2 separate regions of the Mus musculus genome follow, and region 2 is linked to region 1. Evidence: chromatin loops called from intact Hi-C (ENCODE). Cell type or tissue: left cerebral cortex. All regions are shown on one strand. Links, peaks and the distances in the headings refer to the core of each region. The heading gives the core; the rest is flanking DNA. Region 1 holds the start of Cntn2 (contactin 2). Region 2 overlaps Nfasc (neurofascin).

Evidence for each region. A loop is a pair of places that touch in the nucleus more often than their neighbours do. Peaks named below come from ENCODE experiments on the same cell type or tissue, not always from the same donor. Only the 100,000 strongest peaks of a DNase experiment are listed, where the experiment ranks them.
Region 2: a loop joins it to region 1, with 2.4 times the contacts of the local background. A loop is called at or near these places in 2 of 42 quality-filtered maps.

The regions. Positions count from the first base shown.
Region 1 is chr1:132,536,218-132,546,673 of GRCm38, forward strand. Cntn2 (contactin 2) reads right to left here and starts at 6,723. Exons shown (of 23, transcript NM_177129.5): 1 at 6,506-6,723. In left cerebral cortex, for the core only: no CTCF peak of the experiment used is centred there; DNase peaks (open chromatin) are centred at 1,735, 4,615, 5,140, 5,903 and 1 more place; H3K4me3 peaks cover 2,671 bases; H3K27ac peaks cover 4,481 bases.
Region 2 is chr1:132,588,284-132,598,739 of GRCm38, forward strand. It overlaps Nfasc (neurofascin), which reads right to left. Exons shown (of 30, transcript NM_182716.4): 22 at 8,243-8,365; 23 at 7,201-7,374; 24 at 5,068-5,082; 25 at 1-27. Among named protein-coding and RNA genes, the nearest start is that of Gm51646, 45 kb to the left of the region's middle. In left cerebral cortex, for the core only: CTCF peaks have their summits at 3,807, 6,559 (motif pointing left) and 8,049 (motif pointing left); DNase peaks (open chromatin) are centred at 3,220, 3,503, 3,799, 3,996 and 1 more place; H3K27ac peaks cover 1,145 bases.

The sequences.
Region 1 (10,456 bases), core at 944-8,943:
TATTCCTAACCTCTGAGGTTTCTCTCTGGCTCCCCGACCTCATCTCTGTACAGCTCCGTGGGTTTAAATAAGTTATCCTCCCTGATGGAGCCTCAATTTCCCCATCAGCAGAATGGGAACTAGGTGAGCATTACAGAGTGGTTCTGTGGCTACACCTGTGCTGGTTATCCGAGTTGCCTCGGAGCGGCTGTGTTGCCTCCGAGCCCTCTGGACCTGTATCAGTCTCCTGTGGAGAGGGAGGCAGAGGATGGTTCTAGATGTCCCTTCTGCCTCCATCTCCTCTAGTTTCCACTTCCTGTTCTTGACTTTCCCAGGAGGCTCCCTGGTTGAGGAACTTGGAAATCGTCCCTGGGTCTGGGGAATCGTGAACTTGTCTCTGGGCATGGAGAAGCCACTCCTCATTTGCTCTCTTGCCTTTTGCCAGCTGGCCAGGGCTGGAGCTCCAGTTCCAACACAATGGCTAGGCTGGGAGGAGCTTGGGCAGAGGGCATTTATCCTGAACACAGCAGAGCAAGGCAGAGGTGAAGTCACAGTGCTCTCACCTTTGCCATGTAGTGGTCAAGATTTCATGTTGTCTTTCTGGTGATGTCTGTAGATTAGAGAGAATCCAATCCCACTGCATACTTTAAACTTTAATCTAGGATTTTTATCATCCACCAGCCTGGCCTAAATACCCTGAGTACCCTCTAAGGACCAAGACCTTAGAGGAGGCTTTGGAGGAGATGTGTGTGGGGTCAGGAAGATATGCAGTTTCTCCTGGGATGAACTGTATATCAGCCAGTGTGAAGAGATATGCTGAGCCCCATCATCCTGGGTAAACTAGGAAAGCCCACATATAAGCCTGGAGTAAGGCTGGAGAGATGGCTCAGTAGATAAGAGCACTGGTTGTTCTTCCAGAGGTCCTGAGTTCAACCACATAGTGGCTTACAACCTATATATAGTATGTATATACATATATTTTTCTTTTTTCTAAATATATATATATATATATATATATATAGTAAAGGTTGGAGCTTTCTGCTTCCATGAAGGTGAGGCAGCCAGACTCTACTATGCCTTGCATTCATTTCCAGTACCATGAGTGCATGCATTTGTGAGCGTGCATGTGTGTGTGTGTGTGAGTGCATGTGTATGAGTGTGTATATGTGAAAATGCATGTATGTAAATGCATGTGTGTGTGTGCCTGTGTGCATATGTGTGTGTGAGTGCATTTGTGTGCGATTGCATGTATGTGTGTGTGAATGCATGTGTGTGTGTGTGTGTATGAGTATGTGTGTGTGAGTATATATGTGTGTATGTGTGGGTGCATGTGTGTATATGTGTGTGTGAGTTCATCTCTCTCTCTCTCTCTCTCTCTCTCTCTCTCTCCACACACACGTACCTTCAACCCATAATCCTTCTGTAGCCAACTCTCAAACACTGGGATCATAGGAATGTGCTACCACATCTAATCCCATCACAGTGTTCAGTAACAATGGGCCAGGCATTGTGCTGAGCACAGGGGAGGCAGTAACTGAGGACCCCCCCCCCGCCCCCCGCCTTTATGGCACTCACTGGATGGCTAAGAGCAGCCACTAGATGTGCTTTCAGGTTCAAAGATCAGTCATCTTCCCGCACCATCTGCTCTATGACATGTCCTAGAAGGCCCAGGATGGAGAGGGCCTTTGTGTCAGAGTGAGGCCGGAGTGGAGTTATGCCAGGCCCAGATTGGCCCAGCTATCTCTGAGCTAGCCAAGTCTTGCCCAGGCCAGCTGCCCTGGTACAGGGGTGCAGGCACAGGCTGGCACAGTCGGGCACAGACTCTCACCATCAAGGGGCTGGTTCTGTGAGGTACTAGCACATGGGAGGATAGGAGGTTCAGGGGTTCTGGTTAAAGTTCCTAGTCCAGGAAACAAAGGGTGAGAGGAAGGAAGGACAGCTTGGAAACAGCAGACTATGAGGTAGACTCCAGCACATGACAGAGTTTCCAGGCTGAGGATCTCTCTGGAGCCAGTTTTAAAAATGTACCTAGTCCAGCAGGTCTGTTGCTGCCTCCTGGGATGTCCAGTTCCCTCTCGCCCCAGCTCTTCCCTTCATCAGTCAAGCAGAGCAGAGAATTAAAGGGTGTGGTAGTATTACATACACTATAGTCGGAAGCGCGCTTGGAGCATGGTATAAGACACAGAGAGATCTACGGTCAACCTTTAAAATGTTTCAGGAGCCTCTTGGATGCTCACCTCAGCCTCGGCATGTAGCATGTCTCGAGTTTTACAGGGCAGGTTATTGAGCCAATGAGACCTGGGATCCCTAGTTGTTATACTCTGAGTTACTGCCTTCAGTACTAATCTCTTGTACCTTAGTCTTCTGTAAAATGGGGACAAAGAGGGTCACCTCAAGGGACTCTTGTGAGGTCAGAGCGGTAATTGGGCCACTGCTGATGCTTGGGAAAGACTAAACCTTATAACCAAGCTCCCCCCAACCCCACCTCACCCCCCAGGATACACACTGCACTTTTGTGAGTCAGGTGTGTTGACATTCCGTGCTAACGGCAGAGACACCTGCCACTTAGACCTTTTCCTCACATTCCACAGATGCAATGTAATGAGGCAAACTCTAGACTATGGCAGGAAGATATTCCACTGACAGACTTGTACCCAACACCACACATTTAGGGAATGTGGCCTGGGTGTGCCCATGACTCTCTCAGTGGTTTTTCTCTCATGCACTCAACTCCTGCCAGGGACAGAGGGAGACTGAGCTCAATGCCTGTTCTCCGCTTAGGATCCGGTTCTGGATCCTAAGCGGAGGATCTATCTGGCAGGGCCATCAAAGCCCAGGAGGCTCTCAGTTACTATAGTCTGCTTGGAGGATGGGGCTCTAAGCAGAGGTGTGGAGGATGCCGGGTGCCCGGTGGGCCAGGCCAGGCACCACTGGATGGGGGATGGGAGAGGGCCTGAAGTAAAGAAGTGTTTGCAAGGGGCGGGGGGGGGGGGGAGGGAGGATATGGGTGAGATAGGGGGCCACAGAGCCAAGTGAGAGAGGCTGGCAGTCCTCAGACCATCTCCTCAGCAGGCACGGCTCTTTGTCTTTCAGCCGACTCCTGAGGCATCGGTGCTGTTAGGTCTCATGGGGAGACTGCGATTCCCAGGCTCAGGAGTCTGTCTGAACCTTCAACACTGACTTGGGGAGTCTGGCTCTTGGTCTGCAGCCTGGAGTCTACAGTAAAGAGACTCCTCAGAGTTAAAAGGCCAGAGTGTGGGGAACATAGGTCTTCCTGGAAAGAAGCGTGAGACTGGGGTCCAGTCACCCCACACGGTCAGTCCCTCCACCCCTCCAATCCTTCTCTATGTGTAATTTGGGGTAGCAAGCAAAAACCTTAGAAGACAGACCTCAAACCCCACATCCCCCCCCCCACCCCGTGGTGAGGATTTAACCCAGAACCTCGCATATTCCAGACAAGCGCCTTCTACTTCACTCTACCTGTAGTCCTCGGAAAGCTCCTTTGTAAAACTGGAGGAGCATGAACAATTGCTTCAACTGGTTTCCGAAGGACCAAAGCAGGAAGGGGAGGATCTCGGGCATCAGCGGGACCATCTTTGCATGCCTGTCCTGTCTACTGAGAAGAGACTCCTTCTTATTCCCAGCCCATGACCCCAGCTCCCAGGTGCTTTTCTGCAGACCAGTGGAGAGCAAACGCCTGTTCAGGTGGAAACTTCAAAGGGGATTGACAGACATTGAGATAACACAGGGTCCCTCAGGAGGAGACTATGGTTTTAAATCAGGATGGGTGCCCTGAGCAGGGCAGGGGTTGACTTCTACAGGTCAGAAGGGGTCCATGCGGTTGGTACAGACACTAAGGTATATTCTAGCATGTCCCGGAATGGATGATACTCAGGTTTAAGGTGAAGCTTTGCTTTTGATTGCGCCTTGCTTAGTAGACAGAGAGACATGGACTCCTTTTGTAGCAAGGACTCATTCAACCACAGAAAGGTTCAACTCTTCCAGGAAGGTGAAGTCACCCCTGTGGGTGTTCCAAGTTAGCAATAGTCCTGGAATTTTGGTCTAGATGAGAGGCAGTGGTCCCCCTGGGAGAACCAGAAATGCCAGCATGTGGGAAGATGACAAGGATGTCATCATTTACCATCTGAAAGAGGATGGCCTGAGGCTGGAAGAAATGTGCCTGCATCCCAGCCTAACTCCTGCCTCTGGCATGACTGTCTCAAGCCTAGACCCAACACTGACCCCAGATCTGCGGCCATCTTTACAGTTATGTGACAGGAGGTTGTCCTATGGCTCGGCTTCCTGCCCAGAAGTGTCCTCTATTGTCTAATGTAAGTTCCTTATACCCCAGTGGCATAGTCTTCGCTCTGATTCTTCCCTTTGTGTGGATAAACCACTTCTTCCCTGATGCTCTCGTTCCACTCTGAGTCTCTCCAAGAACACAAATACCACCATATCCATGCTTGGAGATTGGCTCTGAAGTCTTCTCATCCGTCATCTGGCTTGAGACACTTATTGCCAGAAAGACCTTGTACTCCTCAAGCCCTCACAAATGCGTGGCTGATAGTGTCAGCATAGAGGCTGGTTCGGGTGTTTCCTGCAGCTTATACACTTCCTAGGACTGATCTGGAGTCAGTCCAGCGCAGTACATACAGCTGTCTAGTGGATCATGGGGACTCAGAGCTAATACACATGCCTCCACTTAAGCGGTGTCAGGAAGTGGAGGTGCCCAGCGAAGGCCACTGGGGACAGTCTGAGGGTGACCTCAGGGCTGGAATCTGAAGAGTACATGCTCTGGGATGGCAGGTGCAAAGGATGATTTGGCCTGGTGGAGATTGGGGAAGGGGAGAAACCAGTCCCGTCAGTAGCCCTTCTCTTTAAACCCCTCACTTCTTCCCGACAAGGGCAGTGGCTTCTGAAGGAGGCAAGTGGGACCTTGAGTGTCTTTGATGCTATCACTTCAGAAGCCCCTCCTATCTGTTTGCTTCATCCCCGGACTGCCTCTAAATTAGCAAAGATTCCCACAAGACAGTAGGAAGGACTTTGACCTTGTGCAAGAAGCACTGAGTGGTTCTGCCAGAGCCTAGAGGTTGCCGCTGGGGCCCCTGGGAGGAGCTGAACGCTCCTGACTCGGAGGCAGCCCTGAAACATGACACCTGTTTCAACCACCGGACCATTTCCCGGCCCCGCCCCTGGAGCCTCAGTCACACTTGCCCCTCCCACAGGTGGTCCACTCTTGGCTGCCCGTGTCATTTAGTAGTGTAGCTGGTCCCTTTGAGCAGGACCTGGGACAAGTGTTAGATCATCTCAGAAGCTAAGTGGATGACGGGGCATCTGAATAGGGGTTTGGGGGAGTGCCCGAAATAGCTGCCCAGCTGCTCAGGACCAGGCTATGCGGACAGTTCCCTCTCCTGTCTCCTAGGCAGAAGGGTTCAAACCCACCCTTGTACAGGACTGAGGTCACTGCATGCAGAACCACTCTGTGCTGGTCACACTAGTTACAAATGTACTAACAACTTTGGCGTCTTTACCCTGAAGACCGGAAGGAAGCTCAACTCCCCCTACCTCCCAGGGGTGGGGATGGGGTGGGGATGGGGTAGGGTTGGGGGCAGAGCTTCACCGTCCAGGCTGCCTGTGCAGCCCAAGACACTAGTCTCTAGGCATGGCTTCACCTTAGCCTCTTGCCCCCCCAGTGCTGCAGCCAGTCTTGGAGGTGGTGACAGACACTCCCTGGCTGGGGCTGTTTCCTCCTGTAGCCCATTACATAAGCTATGGGGCTAGGCAGAGGGGTTACCCCCTCTCTCTAGAATCCCCTGGAAAGCCAAACTTTGAGCAAATCCTTCCCTCCCACCAGGGAGGCTGAGGGGGAGGGATCTGAGAAGACAAGGTTGAGGAGGGAGGAGGGGAAAAGGAACTGCAGGCTACATTCCAGCCTCACCCTTGGAGGGATGTGACTTGCCTCAGTTTCTCTCCCAAGTTCCAGCTTCTGGACAGCCTTTACCCAAACTTGTGTTCTGTTCTCGCCTCTCTTCAATAGCCTTCCTAGTCCAGCAGAACCAAGACTTCACAAGGAGGTCACCCGGCAAAAGCAGCCCCCCACATGAACTCAGCATTTGGAAACTCAGGTTCAGGTTCATCTAGGGAGTTCCAGGGACAGGGTAGAGCCTGGCCCTACAGAGCTGCTGGGCACTGGCTGGGGTCCAGGGCAGGTCTTGGAGCCCCTACCCTTTTGGCAGGTAGTTACCACTGCCTGCTCAGATTTCTGGACCCTCCCAGGGGCCAGCTTCCTGGACCAGTAAATCAGGCCTTGCAGAATGCCACCCACCTAGACAGGACGGGTAAGAGCCTGCGGGGTCGCTACTATGGGGCTGGGATGAGAGATCAATTGGGACCCAGCCTGCTGCCTGTCCCTGTCCCCTCCCAAGTTTCAAGGAAGACATTTATAAGGGCTGAGCCGGGAGCCCCTCTTGAAACAGCACCCAGGGAAACCTCTGAACTGGAACAGACAAAAATGATAGGCACCTACCTAGAGTGCGGGAAGGGTGTTGGCTGGGGCAGTGCTGCGGTTGCCTGGTGAGCAGACCCTGCCGCCAGCCTCGGGGCTGCTTGGCCCCGCCGGCCTTAGCCACTGGCTGTCCTGGCGTGGCGGCAGCGGGCGAGGGTGCGTATGTGTGTGCGCGCCCCGAGCCACTGCAGCATCTCTGCATCAGGATGCGCTCCTCCCTCTCGCAGGCTCCGCTCACTGGCTGGCTCGGCTCCTCAGCCAACGCTCGGCCGGAGATGGCTTCCTCTGCCCCCTCCCACCCCGCCGTCCCCACCCTCCTGGCTTTACCTCATTTGCTGTCATTTAAGGACCAGGGAGTGAGCCAGAGCGCTGCCGTCTTCCATCAAGCTTGGCCAGCTCCGTGCCCAGCCCAAAGCTGCAGAGGGGCGCTCTGAGAAGGCACAAAAAAGTGTCTCTTGCTTCTGAAATTCTGGAGACACAAGGGCACCCGGCGTCTCGCTTCTCTCCTTACCTAGTCCCTTGTTAGAGAATGGGATCCACAGCAAGCCTCCAATTTGCTGTGCGGGGCAGCTGTGAAGAAGGGCTCAGCCTCCATTATCCCGGTCCCCTCGCCCATCACGTTCCTTTTCCTTGTATTTGCCCAGAAGTAACATGGAATTTTGTCGTTGTTGCTGTCAAAATGGTTAAACTGTAAAAGACATTAAAAATAGCAAAAGTCTCAGATTCTTAACCCATTCTTAACAAATTTGAATACCCACCTCTAGGTTTATATTTTCACTTGGGTTGTGAGAATTAATTTATGAAAATGAGACCACAAAATACATCGTAATGTGCAAAATATATTAACTATACAATTGAGTTTGGACACCTTTGTACACGGGTACCCCTAGATCCAGCCCTCTTTTAGACAGCAAAAGGTGAGACTTCATGAAAAGCTGGTGGGTCTGGAGTCTTTGCTATTGATAGGATGTGTGTGTTTGGCTAAGTCCCCTGCCTCCTTTGAGCCACACTGGTAACCTGCAATGGTTAAAGATGGCTGAGGCCTCTGCTAGCTCTGAGATTCCAGGGGTTCACCCTGGGTAGGAGTGTACCCCTCCTGCCCTGCACCTGTCGTGTGGTGACATGCTCGGGAAGACTGAAGTCTGCAGGCAGAGGGACCCACCATCTGCAGCACCAGTCAGCCCTGACAGGCTGTCACTGTCTTTTCACCCCACTTGGGTTGCCTGCTGTCCAGGGCCAAACTGGCTAGTGGCCCAGATGCTGCAACAGCTGGCAAAGCTGGCCAGCCTCTGAGTTTCAAACGTGATACCTGTCAAATAGGAACGCGGCTCCTGTCTTGCTGACTGGCCAGTGGCTGTGGGCCTGGGGAAGAATGAGGATCCTAATGCTTCAGAGACTTCTGCCTCTCTTCTCTCAGTGCCCCGCAAGGGCGGGCACACCTCCAAAGCACAACGTCTTTGTTCTGATACAGAGATGCCTAAACTCTACTAAGATGTTTCTCAGGTAATTTTTAATTAAATTTGTGACTAGACAGTCATATCCACCTCCTCCAGGGTGGCCTATCCCCGATATCATGGTCCTGTCTGTCTGTCTGTCTGTCTGTGACAAGTTTGCTGTTCTCAAGGTCCTGAGTTACATTACACAGCTAACATCGCCCAAGTGAGACGTGCTCCATCCACTTAGAGGCTCTGCAAGGTGTTTCCAGCAGAAGACAGTAGGAGGCAGGTCCTTGCCAAACAGTGATGTGCCTGCTGCAGTGAGCTGATGAACCATGGTCTGGAAACTGTTTGCAGAATTGTTTTAGACGGAGACCGCTGTCTTTGTTGACTCTATTTTAGGACAACTGCTGCCCTTGTGGTGGGGATCAGGTCTGGGCCAGGGGTGTTATTAGTGTCAGCAAATTTGTTCTCAAAGGCTCTCTCAGATCCCCTTCCAGCCAACTTGCCCCACTGCAGGTGGATCCTGACCAGCATAGTAGAAATATTTATTAAGCCAGGATCTCAGTTTAGAAAGACAAGTCCAAACTTGTGCTGAGTGATCAGCTGAGCCTGGTCCAGATGAGTTGCAGGAGTGGGCACCAGGGATCTTCAGTGCCAGCCTCTGGCATGCTCTCATTCTGGGAGAATGCCTGAGGTAGGTATGTGAGGATCCAGGCAGGTCTTTGTCATGAATTCTATTAGTTTGGTAATAGCAGAAGTATTGCCTGTCTCCACAAGGCCAAGGGCTGTGCTAAGAGCATTACCCAATATACTCTAGGAGGTGTTAGTCTCCTGTTCTTCCCCCTCCTCCTCCCCTTCTCCCCTCTGGTTCCCTCCTCTCTTCCTCCTCCTCCCTCCTCTCTCCCCCTTTTTCTTCTTCCTCCTTCCTTTCCTCCTTCTCTTTCCCCTCCTCCTCTCCTTTCTTCTCTTCCCCTTCTTCTTCTCCCTCTTCCCCTCTTCCTCCTCCTCCTCCCCTTCTTTGTTTTTTGTTTGTTTGGGGTTTTTTGTTTTTGTTTTTGTTTTTTTTCAAGACAGGGTTTCTCTGTGTAGCCCTGGCTGTCCTGGAACTCACTCTGTAGACCAGGCTGGCCTTGAACTCAGAAATCTGCCTGCCTCTGTCTCCCAAGTGCTGGGATTAAAGGTGTGAGCCACCACTGCCCAGCCTTCCTCCTCTTCCTCCTCCTCCTCTCCCTCCCCCTCCTCTTCTTCCTCATTTCACCTGTGATGCTGGCCATATGCAGCTAAAGCAGCAGAGTGGCTGACCTCCAGTTCCTGGCTTAACTCTCTGCTGAGGATGCCAGTTGTCTGCTTTTGATGGTAAAAGGGGTCCAAAATAGAGGGCAGGGTCATTTTCCAATTGGGGTACCTGTCAGAGCCTGAAATTCTCAGGGTGGTTGACCATCAGGGACAACCCTTTTTAACATGGAGAATCAATCAAATTCTGAGATGTCCAGAGCACTCAGTCTCCAAGCTGTGTCTCCACAGACTCCCAAATGGGGTTAGAAAAGGCTAGCTGAAGATAGCCAAGTGGCTAATCAAATGGGCCACTGTTTGGACTGTAAGCATTTGGTGTCCCCTGGGGAGGAGGCTCAGGAGGCATCCTGAGGACCATCCAATCCTCCCAAGGCCATCTGCCCTTCTCTGTGTTAGCCCTACTGGATCAATAGCACCTGAGTCTAGAGGAACTCCATCAGCCCACAAGGGTCCAGACCCAGGGACAAGGCAGAAGATTAAGACCTTGCTATGGCCTCTTGGCACTGGCAACTTTGTATTCTCTTTCCTTACCAGCACTGTTCCCCCCCCCCCCCATCTTTTCTCTTGGCTTCTCTAAACCAACAGCATAGCTGCCTCTGGTTTTAGATGCTACACGCTTTTCTGGAGCTCCCAGGAGGCCATGCATGGCTGCGTAGAATGGCAGGGCCAGAGAATGGTTTATCTTCAAAGTACTTCTAATCTTTGTAGATGCTGTCGGTGTAGAATGTGACTTTCCGTCCATAGCCATATCGACGTGGCAGCAAGAACTGAAGACAGACAAGCCTGGCTCGTCACCCTGCTTCTGAGCATCTGTGTGGCCACAGACAAGTGACCCTCACTCCTATCTGAAAACAGGTCAGCACACACACTCAGAGCTGACATCAGTGCAGAGGTGCAGAGGAAGGAGCTAAGTCCTTTGGCCTTCAGGAATGGAGCCTGCTCAACTGTAGCACAAGTGCCCACGACAAGGAACATTTCCTACTTTCTCCCTCTTGAATATGGTGGCAACAGTTCTGCCACTGAGAGAACAGGCCATCCCAGCTCAGCAACTCCTACCTGGACCACTTCAGGCAAGGCACTGAATAAGACTTGATTACTCCACGATCCCATTCTGTTAGGAGCAGGTGTGGCGGCAGTCCTAAAGGCGCCAGGGACTGTAGCTAAGTCGTATGACTTTCACCTGACTTCCTCATATAAGACACAAACATCTTGAGTGCTGCGCAGGTGTACCAGGATACAG
Region 2 (10,456 bases), core at 1,633-9,632, 53 kb after region 1:
CAGTAGTCGGGGGCAACGTGGGAGGAGCTAAGAGGGAAGTGTGAAACAACCGAGTCTGGTTGGTCTGGTAGCACACAGCTAGTACATCTGGCCCCCACGTGCAAGGCAGGCAGCCCAGTGGTGAGATGGGCTCAGAAGTCAGAAGCCCCCCCCCCCCCCCCAAGCATCCGCACTGGTCCAGAAGGACCTCAGCAACCAACATACAGCCATGGGTGAGGAAGAGAATGAAGCTGGTGTGTGGTTCATTTTCTTCTCATGGTCTGTGTAGCTTTAAGCACCCAGCATGCATTCAACCAGGAACCAGGAGAGTGGTCAAAGGACACACACACTAAACCATTTGAACCCCGGGGATGGCACAAACTGTGGGCCACATACCACCTACAAAGTCTCAGAAATATCAGACGGGTCCAGCCCTGGAGCCTTAGCTCAGAGGAGTGGTGGGCAGGAGTCTGGGCTCTGTCCTCCAGGGACTCGGAGCAGGCAACCACTCCCAGTTCTTCACTCTTAATTTTCCGCCCACCCCATCGTCTCTGTGGTTTCTGTCCCCCTCCCCTACCTCTCCCTTCTTTGCCTACTGATGGCTTCCCCAATCCCCAACATAAACTTGCCTTTCTGTCCACAGACCCTGAGTCCTTCCTGTTCATATTCAAACCCAGAATGGATGACAGTGTGGCCTGTGATGGGCAACCTTAGCCTCCCAGCCACAGAAAGGCATGGAAACTGCAGGACGAAAGAGCTGAGTGCCAGCTCCCTCTCTGTGGAAATCTCCAGAGAGGCTCAGCCAGGCTCTTATCTGGGCTGACTGCTCCTGCTCCACCTCCATCTAAAGAGGCCCTGGGCCTAGTCCACAAACTCGGCCACCTTTTCATAGAGTTCTTCTATTGAACAGAACAGGGAAGCTAGTGAGGGTCTTCTCCTTGTTCTCCAGATCAGTCTTTGTTGGGACTAACAGTATGAGGATGACCAGGCAAACGAGAGAGAGCAGAGCGGTATCCCTTACTGCTTCACTGCTAATGATCTGACCACTGTCTACCTTCTCTGGTGGTGTTAGCAGTAGGCAGAGACTAAGACATAAACAGTAACCCTATCTTTGGAGACATAGTGACATGCTATTCTGCCTCAAATCTCCTAAGACCCTGATAAATAATATCCCCTGCATCTCCCATCCTCACAGAAGAGGGCAAGGCCAGGGATGGAAGCCAGAGGACTTTCCCCAGGAGAATCAGCCTCCCGAGTCTAAGACGTTTCAATCAGAACGTGACTTATTTTACTTCCATGGGCCTCTGTGGTTATAAGTCCTATAGGGAAGAAGGGCGCATTTCCAAGGTCCCTGAAGCATCCCTACATATAAAAGCAGAGCTATTGCTGAGCCCTAAGTGTGGGGACTAGATGACCATCCATTATGTCTCAGAGAATCCAAGGGAAGTCCAAAGTCAGTAACAGTGTAGTCCCCAAACCCCAGTCGACTTCAGGCATCAAGAAAGTACCAGGAGGATCTGGTAGGGCACGGCAGGGAGCAGGAGAGAAACCTCCCTGTCATTGTTTTTCCAGGGTTCAAACCCAAGGAAGCCCTAGGCCAGAGAGTCAGCTCAGTGCTCTTAACGCTCTGCATGAAGCTCTTGGCTTATCCTACTCATTAGCATGCCCGTGGAAGCATGAATTCACAAGTAGACACTGCAGAGATAAGTATGAAAGTACTAAGTAGACAAGCAGAGACACTATGAGGTGAAGCTCAGTTGTCTCGGGGCTGGGTCTGTATCCACCATGACCATAACCACAAGTGAGACAGAGGAAGAGGTTTTGTTCCTCTGGATAAGACAGTTCTCACTTAGTTCTTTATGAATAATGCATCTTCTAGTACTTTCTGGGAGATGAGAGGTTCACAAGGTCCTGGTTTTTTTTTTTTTTTTGACTATTTAAATGGTGTCATGAGAAAATACTCCTCATAACTTAGGTCACTGCCCCGCCCTGTCATAGAGTCCGGGAACCTGGGTTCCTTTCCTTCAGGTACAGAGGCTGTACATTTTCCAGGGCCCATGAATCCAAGTCCATTTTCCTCAATGGTCTCCTATGACCACTGGTCCTTTAACATACAGGGACATATACTCACATCTCCCTTAGTCCCTCTGTATCACATGCTTTCCAGGGCATTTCAGCAAGTGCCCTTGGGACAGATATGATGAGAGGTTGGACTAGGTTTTGAACTTTGTTCAGCAGCTTGAAGATAAGGGCGAGAAGCGACCATGTGGATGCTTCCAGCCACATCCCCCTCCTCTGACAGCCACTCCTACCACGTATAAAGGAAGGCATTCTCTGTGGTGATAGTTCCTGGGTTCTTCCCCTGGGGCTGTGGCAAGCTTCAGAGTATAAGTGAGAAGGGGAAATGGGGAGAGAGGGTGGGAGCTACTGGAAGCCCCCAGGTGTGCCCCCCAGTGAAGTTCCGTAAAGAGTAGACCTCCAGAGGCCACAGCTGGTGAATCAGCATGCCCTCGACCCACTCATTGCTATGTCTGTTATTCCCAGGCTGGAGGGCCACAGGATACAGGGAGGGCAAAGCCAAGAGGAAAGGCACCACAGCTGGAGAGAGAATCAGCCAAAGCGTCTGACGGGCAGGCAGGAAGGGCATGAGCTTTTCACAAGGGAACTATGTATTGCTCAGGCCTGTCAGAGCATTTCAACCTGGGACTGAGTTAGGGAGAGGATGGAAGACTGATGAGCCCTGAAGAGGGGCTGGCATTAACAGAGGGGGTCACAGGTTAGGTAGATATATTCCTGGGTTAGAAGTTGTAGCCACACAGGAACTATGAGTGTGGGAAAAGCCCTGGCTGGTACTGATTGGCAATCAACAGCTGGCCAGCAACCTAGAGAGAGCCATGAATGTCCAGTACCAAAGATGGTTTAGGGAAGCCTAGATCTGGAAGCTGAGAGTCTGCCAATATAGGGAAGGCTAACCCTATAGACTGTCTTAGTCCCCAAGAAAGACACACAATTAAGGACTTGAGCGTTTGGGGGAGTATCGTGTAGAGATGGAGAGACGACACATCTTGTTCATTTTCACGTTGTCCTAAACCCGCCACAGAGCTTCTTCTATCAGCAACCCACCCAACCTTCACAGCTCTGAGCTGAGTCAAAGACAAGAACAGCTTCCAGGCATTCCAAGATGGAATGTTCGGTCCAAGATCGTCCACATGGCACGAAGACTACCCCAGCCAAGTCACAGACTGTTAGACAGATGGGTAGCAATCCTAGCAGACTGAAGATACAGGTGGATGAGAGGGATTATTTTCGCCGGGCGATAGAAGAACTGATCAATTTGGGGGGAAGTGACGAGGTTTGGTGAGGATGAGAAGGAAGAGGGTGGAGGGCTGGACACCACTCCCTTTGAATAGACCCAAGCTCTACTGGCCCCAGAAGGTGTTGTGCACGCAAAGCTGACAACATCTGATATAACTGGCATGTCTCAGTTACCCAAAAGTACAATCTGCCCTTCCCGTGTGTCATGTGGAAGTTGGTGCCTGGAAAACACACTTGATTGACAGCAAAGACCCAGGGCCCATCCTGCACAGCATGCTGAGTTTAGATCGTTTAAAATTGGAAGGAAGACATGGAGGGGGAGTTGGAATGACACGTCTCCTTGCAACTGCAGCTCACAGGAGGGCTGCACAGACTGCCCTCTGAACACGGCAGACTTCTTACTGCTGGATCCTCTACACTGGGTCTGGAGTGCCCAATGAGGAAGGAGACAGGAAAAATGCTTGACCAATGAATGAGCTTTGAGTGGACTCACCCCAAGTACCTGTTGTCTCCACTGGGGAAGAGACTCACACATGAGCCAGGAAGACAGGGTGACCCTCCCTCTAGCATGGCAAGAATTGTTTGCTCTGTGGTCCCCAGGCCTTGGACAACTTCTGTGACTCACATCCTGGAAGAGGGCTGGTGGGAGGAAGCACTGGCCTAGCTGGCTGGCCTGGTTACTGGGTAGGAGGCTGAGGTAGGGAAGACTGGTAGTTTCTTAATACTGGCGGATCTGGCTGGCAAAACATGAAACCATAAGGGGGTATGCAACAGAAGCAGAATCAATGTAGGAAGCAGTGGGCGGAAATAAACGGGTGTTGGTAGGAAGCAAACCAAGTGAGCTAGGAAATACAGAGCAAGCTCGGATTCCTGCCTGGTTCTTGATTCTCTCACCTAAAGGTGTGTCTTAACAAAACTTGTTTCTTTATGCAGGCTCTCGTGTACCCTGGAATGCCCTCATCTCCTAACTTGTGGGAAAATCCAAGCTCAGAGGACTAGGAAAGGAACCCAGGCAGCCCTTGCCTAGTTTCTCTGGCTTGAGGGCAGCCCTTGGTAGAGCTTTGATGGCCCTCAAACCAACAGCATGAAGACTGGAGGAGAAACTTGTTAGCAGGTTGGCTTTTGTCACAGACCCACCTGGCCAGCTCCTGACCCCAAAGGAGGGGGTCTGTCTCCATACCAAATACTGAGGAGCTGAGTTCCTGGAGTCAAGACCATCAATCCCTGACACACATTGAGGCTCCAGGCTCTGGAGCCCTGGTCTCACTCAGAGACGTGCTTGCTTATTCTCACTGAATGGAACATACGCTAGCTGGTGGAATGGCGCTGGGTCCCCCCATGCAGCATGCAAAGGCCAGCATGCAGTGTGTTCACCCTTTCAGGGGGATTGTGGTGTCACCAGGGCCAGGAACCAGCTGTTCCCTCTATAGCACACCTTCTAAGAGCATCTCTATGATCAGAGATGTCAGGTCCAGCAAGGCTCAGGTGGCCACAACAGGTTTTCTCTCAGCTTCAGAGGGTTCTACATGTGAGACCACTTCTGAGCCAGCCTCTTTCGTAAGGACAAGCATTATATGAAAGGAGAGAGCATGCTCACATCCTCTAGTCAATGCTCTCTAAACACCTTCCTTTCAAGTTTGGCTTCTCCACTGAAAGGGTGACCTGGAGCATGCTTTCAGCCCTCGCCACTTCCTCTTGCTGGGCTCTGGCCAGCATGGGCTCCATTTGCACTGCCCCGAGCCATGCCCATTACCTCTGTTGATGGTACAATACCTGCAGTTGGAGTAGCTTCAGACACAGCACCCAAGATGGCCAGAGAGAGAGGGAGAGAGGATGAGAGAGGGAAGAGAAAACAGCATAGGTGAGACCACAGAGGAGAACAGAAAGGGTCTGGCGCCAGCCTGACTCCAGGGGTATGGCCAGGTGCTAGATGCAACCCTGAGGATGCTAAGTGGTGTTCAGGGCGTCATGCTCTACCCCACCGGAGCTAGGCGGGTTGTCGTTATTCCACCTGGGGCTTAGAGACCTAACACATTTCTATCCATAATCAAGGGCTTGCCATATAAGAGGTGTCTGCAAGGCACAATTCAGGCAGAGTGTTATATTCCAGCTTTTCCCCCCAGGATTTGTCCTACCCTGGCTGGGCTAAGTGATCCTCTACGATGCCAGGAATTGAGGATAAAAATGTAGGTGGTGCAGGAGCAGCCAATTCTAGGCAACAAGATCCCCTGCAAGATGCTTGATAGTAGGGCAAGGGACCGTCCCAGGCTCATATGTTCAAAGTATGATGGCGCTGAAGGCCCTGGGGCTCTGAAAGCATGTGATCTGGTTTTCTGCTGCCTCAGTTTTCCCCATTAGTTGTAGTTCATAAGATTAGGAACACAAATATGATTGAGAGCTCTAGAATAGATCTCTGAACAATTTCCACAAATCCAAAACCATCTCTGTTCTCTGGAGTTGCAGGAATTCCCCCATCATGGTCACTGGGGTTGGACAAAGTGGCTTTGTCTGCTGCCCTGAGGCGGGAAGAGAGGCTTTCTGGACATCTCTAGAAGTACAGAGAGAGTGTACCCTAGTCTGTCAGTCTCTGGTAGCAGCCCTAACCAACTTCCTGAATGTCCAGGGGTTGGAAGAGGACACCAGGATCGGGAGTTTGTTGTGTGACTACTCCTTATCTAGGAGACCAGAGAGGGACACAGGGGGCTGACAGTCCTTTCCCAACTGCTGCTGCAGCTGTACAAGAATACTGTGCTGAAGCAGCAGGGCCTGGCCGTCCCCTTAGGAAGCACAGCGCTCTCCTGGGACACAGATGAGAATGCTCAGAAGAGCACATCTGGATCAGGAGGAGACCACAGGACCTCATGGGAGACAGGCACTAGTCACGATCATATGACAGTCCCAGGAATACTTATTCACATCGCCCTTTTGGTCTCCCCTTACATATTGAATCTCCCCAAACTTCCTGCCCTTGGCAACACCTTCATTCAGGCAGAAAGACAAAGAACCATTATTGAGGACGTCTCTAGACATTGTGAACTTCTTACTATCTTTATCTCCCTTGCTACTGGTGCAGTGCCTGGCTTGGTACATGAGGGTGGGTCCTCAAAAAAATTACTGTTGCATAGACTATTGTCTCTCTGGAGAGGTAGAGAGTGCTCACCATTTATAAGGCGCTGCCAGTATTGAGGCTTTTAGGGTCCAATTTTTTGGGAGGTTACACTGAAACCAGCAATGCATGCAAATGAGCCGAGAGCGCCCTCTACTGTACACTCAGGTCAGGCACAGCTCTGGCTTGGGATCTTAGAGGTTAGAACTGGCCTTGACTGAGTTCACTTGCTGTTTGTGAAGCTGGCTTGGCAAGAGTTGTTCCCAGCTCCCACCTCTCTGCAACCAGACACCTCATCTTATTCATGTTGTAAAGGGAGAACATATTATTTCCTGCTCTGCTTTTGATCCAGGCAAGCACTTTGCCCTATCTCCTTGGCTCTCTATGCCCTTGGCAAAAGACAGGATGTTCCCAGAGTCCTCAGGGAGGACTCTCAGTAGATGAGCAGTTTGACTCTTTGGAGTTCATCAGGATGGTTATTTCTCATGTCCCCCTGATTGCCTGTCGTCTCACATGTCCTTCCTTATTCCCCTGCAAGGACAGATAGTTGATAAGTAGCTGAGTAAGTCAGGGCAAAGTGGAGGACCAGTCCGCCTGTACATCTAAGAGTGATGATCTTTCCCGATACACTACTGATATCTCTCAGTACCCAAGTCAGGCTGTCTCCTGCAGTGGGCCTGAGGTTCTGTGGCCTCACTTCCTTTCTAGCCGGGAAGGCCAAACCCAGCTTCTGGTGTGTTTCTCTAGGTGTCTAGATTAGTTAGGGCCTTTTACTCCAAGGACTGCCACCGTGGACCTACCTTCATTTGGAGGTGCTGGGGACTCCTCTGTGGCTGCTTCTCCAGAGCCCACCTGTGTCCTGGCACTGAGGGAGAAGCGGTAACGCGACACTGGGTCTGCTCTCTGCACAGAGAACTTGGTCTGATTGGGAGAGAAGTTTTCCACCATCTGCTTTCCCAGTTTGGTTCCATTAACTGGGGAGAGAGACAAGTGGGAGGTTTGATAGGACAGCTTTCGGAGTTTCTGGAAGAGGAATGTGGCCCCTGCCCAGCAATACTCAAGACCTGATTTAAAGGCGGGCATCGGGACCTCCCACTATAAGTACTGAGGAACTTCCAGTGTTCCTCAGGGTTCACATTTGTCACTGAGCCCAGCGTCTCTAGCCTCCTGAAAGTCTCGTGGCCAATTCTAAAAGCTCAGCTTGCACTTCCCAAGCCCCCGGTCAAGGTCAAATCTTTGGAATTCTTCTCTTCTGTCCAAATAGAACCGGGGAAATCCCCCAGGGCCTTGATTGCTACTGCCTCTTTTGTAAAAGACCACACTTTCTTCAATACAGGAGGGTAAAGGTCAGATCCAGAGATCAATTCAGAACAGCATGGAAGACACACTGCTAAAGTGTCAGTAACAGGTCCCTGGCCCTTTGGGCTTCCCAGAGAGGGGCAGCACTGTCTACACTGGACGTCTTAACATTGTTGAAGTGTGATGGCATCCCTGTTCCTATGGAGACTCCTGAGCATCCTCAGATGCCTGCGCACACACCATTTGCCCATCACATAGAAGGGCTAATGGGAGAGGAACTCTTCTGCATAGCCTTGTAGGTGCTGAAGACTACCAGCTTCCAGAGGGCTGGGATTACTGCCTCCTACAGGCGGGGCTGTATAAGAAGAGCAGGGACTGGGTTCTGCTTGCTCCCTTAGTTATGGAGAGCTCTCCCTTAGCGTTCACATTTCCTACGGAATGCCCTCTGCGCCCATAGGCTTCTGATCTCCACTCCTCAAGAAACTAGTGAGAAATGGTCTGTGATTGTATCGGATTCAGAGAAAGCAGGGAAGCAGAACATACAGGGCACGTATCTGAGGATGTATCCAATCAGGATTCCGTTGGGGTGCTCTGGGTGGTCCCACTCCAGGTTGATGGTCTCCAGGTTGGGCTGTCGGACTCTGAACCGCCTGGGGGCACTGGGTACTTGGGGAAGGAGGAAGGAGCCAGGAGGTGAGGGCAGGGAGGATGAGGAGAACACAGAAAACAAAGTACAGGCATGAAGGCATGACCTTAGGTATCGCTGTGCAGGACTACTGTCGAACCTGGACCTAGCTCCTTAAGGGCAGAGCCTGCTGCCTGCCTGGCAACCACTTTCACCTGGTATAAAGCCAAGTGGGCTCTGCTACTGCTGCTGAATTGGAGGAAGAAGTCAAGTGAGTTTCCTTTTAGCAGCTACCCTGGAGTTGACACAAATAGGTGGCTTCAATCCTGCAAATATACCTCCAAACCAGAGAGCCACTCCCAGGCAGGGAACCAATCATAGCTGTCTTGTGGCAAGGGTGCAGTTCCCAGTCCCCAGCCAAGGGCTCTCACCACTGGCTGCAGCAGCAGGCCCCAGCTTCTGAGCTGGGAATACAAGCTCTGTCGGGGAGGAGATAGAGACTCAGGACAGAGCACCTGGAAAGGGGTGGGGAAGTGATGAGGAGAGACTAATGATAGGAACCAAACTGAGGAAGGAGGGAGAGACAGGGATAAAGAAGACAAGAGGAGAGCAAGGGATAAGCGAGAGGAGGAAAAGAAGAAAAATAGGAAACAGTTAAGGAAGGAGGGAGGAGAAACAGAGAAGCCATAGCTCATGCCGAGTGGATAAAAGAGCTGAAGGGGAACCAAGGTGATAATAGAACTTTCTAGATGTCTGGACCCCAGGGTTAGATCAAACCTAAACCCTCAGGAGGGTGGGGGTGACACTTGGTAGTACTCTATACACATAGGCCAACTTCCCAGGAGTGTCTCTTGATGCTGTGGGGGAGGCTCGTGTAGATCTTGGGTGCTGGTAAGCAGGACATTGAAGTGGCCAGACGCACTCGTGGCTTCTCCTCAGAGGAGGTGCTGGCTTCAGTCTCATGGCCTGGGTCTGGAATGCCATGCGCTCACTGCACAGATCTCTTGATAAGCAAGTTTCCAGGAGGGTGGGTCACTTTGGTGACGGTCATTCGCTTGCCGAGGTCACCCTAGCTGTCCATGCTGGAGCTGCCCCAGGCTCACTGGTGGCACTACCCTTGTCTAAACCCACATTGAAGAACTGCGGGTCAGACCTACCTCCTTCTGGGGTGGTGAATTCCTTGGTTTCACTTCGAGGCCCGTCACCTCTCCCATTGACCACCACCATCTCCAGCTTGTAGTTACTGTAGGGGAACAGGCGGGCCACCACGCCCCGGGGACGGTCACCAGGGAAGCTGGCCTGCTGTCTCTTCTGAGACACCCACAGGTTCTTCAGCAAACTGCTTTCCCTCCAGTAGTAAGCCTTTGAGACAGAGGCAGGTTGGTGAGTGGCGAGGCAGCAGGGCCAGGTTAGTGGTTAGTGGTGGTAGTGACTGGTCCTCCCTTTGCTTGCTATAGGCTGCTCTGTCTCAGATGACCTCATCCTCCCCATAGAGGATGGCAGGACAGCCTTAGGATCCTGATCACGAATAGAGTAACGCTGAACATGAAACACAGTTAAAATTTTCACCCGTTTTTGGAGCCACGCCACCACATCTTTGGAGAATATGTCCCAGCTGGGTAACAGGTTGCACAAGGAGAGTCCATGCCAGAACCATAAATGTGAACCAGGGGTCCTGGCGCAGAAAGCTTTGTGCCTGGTGCTCAAAGGCCATTTTGCTTTCAGTTGGATTAGTACTGTTTAGGGAGACAGAAGGTGGGCACACAAGGAGCAGGTTGTCCCAGACAGTCAGAGTATATGAGCAATGGTTGATTTAACTCTCGGAAGCCAAGCCATTTCTTCACATACCGTTGAAGATCGTTCCGATGGCAGACACGTGTCCAAGTCAGTAGGGATACAGGGCTGCAGGGAGCGGAGCTCGGATGGGAAGGGTGGCCTTGGAGGTGGCAGAGGTGAAGGATATAGTGAAGGTCTTATTAGCAGTGGTAGGAAGCCACGGGATAACGTGTCACAGCAGTGTCACGGGCAAAGTGGTGAGGAAATCCACACTTATGGAGACTGATAAGTACTTCAGTAAGAAAAATCTCCAGGCCAGCAGGTTAAGGGTTAAAAGTTAACTGTTGGGGAGGAGC